2 separate regions of the Homo sapiens genome follow, and region 2 is linked to region 1. A link is an interaction called in ENCODE POLR2A ChIA-PET data of the cell type or tissue named here. Cell type or tissue: OCI-LY7. All regions are shown on one strand. Links, peaks and the distances in the headings refer to the core of each region. The heading gives the core; the rest is flanking DNA.

Region 1 (2,918 bases), core at 289-2,788:
TTTTCTCAAATCTCTATCTGCTGAGAATTAGGAACCATTTCTATACAATAAAGAACTATTGCTCACCAGAAAGTATATTCTACTTTCTTGTGGAAGAAAACTTATGACATTGAACTTGACAAAAAGGCATTTTCACAAGCTCAAATAAAACCAGTTTTCTCCATCTCCCCTCCCGCCTCTGTTGGCTCAAGTAATGAGCAACTGAAGGATACCACACTGCAAAGGAGATGTTGGGCTTCAGGCTGAAGCAAATCTGGGCTAACCAGAGTTAATCAAATTCTTTATAAATAAAATGAATTGTGCCACGCTAACTTAGATGTTTCAGAGAAACACTAACATATTTTTTTTAACTGATTTCTTGAATTTTTAAAAAAACTACTGCTCCTTTCCTTTGGGTAAGTGAGGAGGCAATAGGGTCTTGAGAATCACCAGGACAGCCAGACTCTGTTAGTTTACTTTCAGGTGAATACATTAGGTTCTGGGTAGATAGGCAGAGCTACTATACACTGCGCCTAAAACATCACAATGGAGAGGTGTATGTGTGTTTGTTGCGGGTGGAGGGGCCTGGTCCTGAGATTTATCAAGCCTGCCTTATGGGTACTGACTTGACTGGTTCATCTACTTTAGGGACGATGAGAATATACTCCCCTGCCCCAAATTATATTTTATCCAGGTGCCATGGTGTCTGACACTCCATCTGTAATGGTTCATTCCTTTGGCTTTCTTTCCTGCTTTTAAAATGAACATTCTCTTGGTTTGTGCAAAACACTAAACTACTTTACAAAGGCAGATACGCTAATGTAGGAAACTGCTTTGTTTTCCTTTGGTTGAAAAGGACTAGTGGAGCTGCAGGAAGCTTGGAAGTTCATCAGTGGGAATGGAGGGAGGCTGCCAAGAAGGTGAGGGGAAGGGGAAGGGCCACAGACACAGATTTTGTCTACTTGGGAATTTTGAATGGGATTGACCCTACCACTCAGTAATAGTTAAAAATGAAACAAAACAAAAAACAAGGGTTTTGAGTGTTGTTTGAATCCAAGTGTACTATTTCAATAGTGGAACTGAGCAAGACTTATAAAGCTGGCATAGGGAAGGGTGATTAGGATTGCAAACATAAGCATGAGGTGTAAATCATGACATTTATTTTGGCATGGAAGCCAGATCATTGTTTGAGGAACACCTTTTGAAACCCAAATGTAGAGGGCAGAAAATGGTGTTGGCTTTTTACACTATTTCTCTCTTTTTGAGGTAAGTCAGAGAGTTGAGTTATGAAGCATTAAAAGATCATTTTTTTCCCACATTCAATTTTCTTCTTTGCACTTAGGGAAAACCTTTTAGGCCAAAGACCATCTGAAGTGGCCCTGGTTCCTCCATGTTTAACTCACTGGCCCCTAATTTCTGCTGGACCTTCATTTCAGTCGACTGTGTTTCAGGAGGTAAGTGATTCTGGTGACCTCACTGTAGGGAGACAGGAGCCTCTGGCAAGTTACCAAACTGCTGGCCTATTCTACATGAGCCAGGCTCTTTGCTTTGGCAGAGGAAAGCAGTGCTGTTTTAGGTCAACAGTCAAATGTGTCCCGGAAGTTGTTAAGTGCGTGGGGCATTCTAACCACTGCTGCTGGTGGAGAGACCTGGCTGTCGCCTGCATCTCACTTTCAGAATGTGGCCCTGATTAAGCTCCGCAGGTAGAGTTCTGGTTTCTAAGAAGGGTACAAGGCCTGAGGACATGCTGGTATTTCTTCCTCATGCTGCTGCTGAGGACACAGAGAAGGGTGTTCTGGCCAAATTAGCCAGTTATTGGTTCCCCAAATAACTTTGGTTTTAGACACCTGACTTGACTCTGTGAGTGAGTGGGAGGCTGTTTTCTCTGACTGGTTTTGCATCTTGGCTTTCATGTCTCTACATGAACATTCAGCCCACAAATTTCTGTTATCTAATCAGGCGCATCAGTCCGTGATGGAGATGAGAGGGGAGGAACACCCCTTTGACTCAGATTTTGCACAAACAAAATTCAGTCTTGTTAGCAATGGCAGGAAGAGTAGCCACGGCTGCTCAGATCAGATCTTTCCCTGACAATCTGCAGGGCAGTGCAAGTGGGTGAAGAGTTTTTATGGCAAGATAAGCAATGCAAGGGCCCCAACTTGGTATACTAAATAAAATTAAAATGTCAATATTTACACATGACCTTCAAGGCTCTTCCACTCTTGCTTTCTTAGTATTCAGTACAGACTGCATTTTCTTTAGTCCGTTACCAACAGCTTGGAAATTCAGTTAGAGGACATAACCCAAATGTTCTCCAAATGTTGCTTCCAAATGGTCATCTTGAAAAGTGCTGTTTTAAGGCATGCAACCTTTCTGCACCGAGAGAGGGCTGTCGCTCTGCCTACCCAACTGTAGGGGAATTATCCAAAGATTAAAACCACTGATGATAAAGATAGTGCCACACAGCATATTTTAATTTGTTGATAATGAAAGCACAAGAGGCCTTTTTACAGGCTTCTTGAAGCCTTACTATTGTGTGTTGCACATTCAACCCCAGCTTGTGTGCTGACACAAACAAATAAACGTGATCATAACGGTTGAAATGTAGTTAGAAACACAATTGAGAACATCTGTATTGTAAGCAGAAATACATTAGAAATACTGAAGTGTTTTGTAGCTGTGAAAATGAAGGAATAAAAAAATAACCCACAGTACCTGGATTAAGCAGTTATAAATAATGTATAAAGCAAAAATCTCATTACCCCCTGTGTAAACTCCCCCCCAATGAAATATATTTTATGAATGTAGTAACACTGTAATAACCAAAGCATTTGTTTTTCCCCACAAACTTTCCATTTCATAACTGTGAGATTGTTTGGATTTACAGATTCGGGCCACAACACCCCTGAGTTTACCGGTTTTGGTTTCTTCCTTGTGAC
Region 2 (2,918 bases), core at 289-2,788, 600 kb before region 1:
AACAGCTGATAATTCATAGCAGTGGAAGAAGGGTACATTGAGAAGGTCAAAATCCGAATAAATTTTTAACTCATACTTGTAGAAATCTTAGAGGGCTTCCCCTGGACAAGAGCTCACAGCTCCAATGTGCTCCATGAGAAAAATCAACAAAATGCCAAATATTAAAAAGAAAGCACAGAGGGTCAACCTTTACAGATGACTGGCACTATGAAGTGTAAGATGTAGAGGCAAATTTATATCCTATTCCAGGACAAGGCACAGGGAGGGAAGAAATAAAAGTCAATCGCCAATGGAAAAAACGACACGGAATTAAAAGAATCCCCAAATGTTGGTACTCTTTTCTCCTACTCATGGCTACTTACCGCCAAGTACCATAGTTCTAGGCACAGTCATATCACAATGGAAACCTGAAGATGCCACTTGCTTTGCTCTTGGTAGTGATCTATTGAAAATGAACCCAGGAGGCGGAGGTTGTAGTGAGCCGAGAACTCACCATTGCACTCCAGCCTGGGCAACAAGAGCAAAACTCCGTCTCAAAACAAAAAAACAAAAACAAAAACAAACAAACAACTGAGAACAAATCCTTTAGCATTCTCAAATACACCCACTTAAGAACTGAGGTGTTAGATTATGTTTTTTTTTCCTAGTTTACAAGTAACTAAGTAATGTCAGACAGGATAAAATACCTGGCTACATTGAGGACAAATGACATCCATCACTTCCTCCCGTTCCAACAGACAAATAACTCTGTTGAAAAAAATTACATTAATTTGACAAGAGATATTTCTTCCAGAGCTATGCTGGTTTATTACTTGATAACTTTTCCACTTCTGTTTGCAAATCAATTACAAAACATATTTTCCCCACTCTTGTTCTGCCTTTCAGAAACTTCTGAACCAGTCAACATCACTGTTTATACTCAAAAGATACAGGTTTTTTTTCATCTGTTAAGTCTTTTCTTGTAAACAATGTTGAGTGACTCATTTAATCAGCTTTGAGGGTATATACTATGTACAGCTAAATGTAAACATAATCCCATACATTACTGCAAATGAGGAAACCATCACCATGTTGGCAATGGCACTTTGGCTAGGTGGAGGAGGAGACTGTCAAAATTTTGTCCAGTATCACAGACTGATTGTGTTAGTCCATTCTCGAGTTGCTACAAAGAAGTACCTGAGACTGGGTAATTTATAAAGAAGTTTAATTGGCTCATGGTTCTGCAGGCTGTACAGGAAGCATGATTCTGGCATCTGCTTGGCTTCCGGGCAGGCTTTCAGAAACTTATAATCATGGTGGAAGATGAAGCAGGAGGGGGCACTTCGAATGGCCAGGAGCAGGAGGAAAGGAGAGACGGGGGAGATGCTACATGCATTTTTTTTTTTTCTTGAGCCAGGGTCTTTGCTCTGTTGCCCAGGCTGGAGTGGAAGTGGTGCAGTCTCGGTTCACTGCAGCCTTGACATCTGGGCTCAAGTGATCCTTTTATCTGAGCCTCCAGAGTAGCTGGGACCACAGTCTTGCACCACAACATCCGGCTATTTTTTTGTATTTTTGGTAGAGATGAGGCTTTGCCGTGTTGTCCAGGCTGGTCTCGAACTCCTGGACTCAGGCAATCCACCTGCTGCTGCCTCCCAAAATGCTGGGATTACGGGCGTGTGCCACCATGCCCGGCTGCTGTGTACTTTTAAACAACCAGATCTCATGATAACTCACTCAGTATCGTGATAATAGCACCAAGGGGATGGTGCTAAACCATTCATGAGAATTCGTCCCCATGATCTAATCACCTCCCATCACGCCCCATCTCCAACATTGGGGATTACAATGGAACATGAGATTTGGGTGGGGACAAAGTCCCAAACCCTATCACTGATAGCCTCTGAACATAGGTTGTACACAGAGCCTCTGACAGTCTAGATTTACGTTGATTTTTTTCCTTGCAAATCTTTATAAGTTCAAGTTAATCATTAACGCACAGAATATTACGAAAGGTGAGTTCGTGCTCTCTAGAGAAACAGAGCCAATAGAATCTGTCATTTCTTTCTGTATCTAAATATATTTTAAGATTTTTTTTCTATTTTAAATAATTGGTTTATGCAATTGTGGGGACTGGGAAGTCTGAAATCTGTACTATAGTCCAGCAGGCCGGAAATGCAGTTAGGAGCTGATGCAGCAGCTTTGAGTCTGAAACCTCTAGGGAGGGCCAGCAAGCAGGAAGCTCAAGCAGGGTTTCTATGTTGTAGTCTTGAGGCAGAATTCTTTCTACTTTGGGAAAGCTCAGTCTTTATTCTTAAGGTCTTCAACTGATTGGGTGAGGCCACCTACATTATAGTGGTAATCTGCTTTTATAAATGTTAATCATGTCTAAAAATTACCTTCACAGCAACATCTACACTAGTGTTTGACCAACAGTTGGGTACCATAGCCTAGCCATGGTAACACATCACAAGAGGGAATGTCAAACTATTTAAAACAAATTACTGGACTCATGAATATGATGCTCATGTACACCACCTACAGATAAGGAGACCAGATATACAGAATTACTGACTTGTGTAGGGGGGTAGTGGGCAGGTGTCCTATACTAGTTCTACTTTAAGGTTGAGAGGGTCTTGTGTGAAGATAACTTAGAGATGTTTATATAGCATTGGCATTTTTTTTTTTTTCGAGACAAAGTTTTGCTCGTCTCCCAGGATGGAGTGCATGGCATGATCTCGGCTCACTGCAACCTCTGCTTCCTGGGTTCAAGCGATTCTCCTGCCTCAGCCTCCCCAGTAGCTGGGATTTCAAGCACCTGCCACCATGCCCGGCTAATTTCTTTGTATTTTTAGTAGAGACACGGTTTCACCATGTTGGGCAGGTTGGTCTCGAACTCCTGACTTCAGGTGATCCGCCCGCCTCGGCCTCCCAAAGTGCTG

The links. Peaks named below come from ENCODE experiments on the same cell type or tissue, not always from the same donor. Only the 100,000 strongest peaks of a DNase experiment are listed, where the experiment ranks them.
Region 2: POLR2A ChIA-PET joins it to region 1 with 11 read pairs; 2 of 35 experiments call an interaction of 5 or more read pairs at or near these places.

Annotation. Positions count from the first base shown.
Region 1 is chr1:87,447,913-87,450,830 of GRCh38, forward strand. It overlaps LOC105378834 (a long non-coding RNA gene), which reads left to right. Exons shown (of 4, transcript XR_947565.3): 3 at 1,322-1,433; 4 at 2,867-2,918. Among named protein-coding and RNA genes, the nearest start is that of LINC01364, 78 kb to the left of the region's middle. RefSeq lists an enhancer at 1,681-2,060. In OCI-LY7, for the core only: no CTCF peak of the experiment used is centred there; DNase peaks (open chromatin) are centred at 1,589 and 1,899; H3K4me3 peaks cover 691 bases; H3K27ac peaks cover 793 bases.
Region 2 is chr1:86,851,027-86,853,944 of GRCh38, forward strand. No RefSeq gene overlaps it. Among named protein-coding and RNA genes, the nearest start is that of SELENOF, 62 kb to the right of the region's middle. In OCI-LY7, for the core only: no CTCF peak of the experiment used is centred there; DNase peaks (open chromatin) are centred at 1,475, 1,855 and 2,195; H3K4me3 peaks cover 1,545 bases; H3K27ac peaks cover 2,219 bases.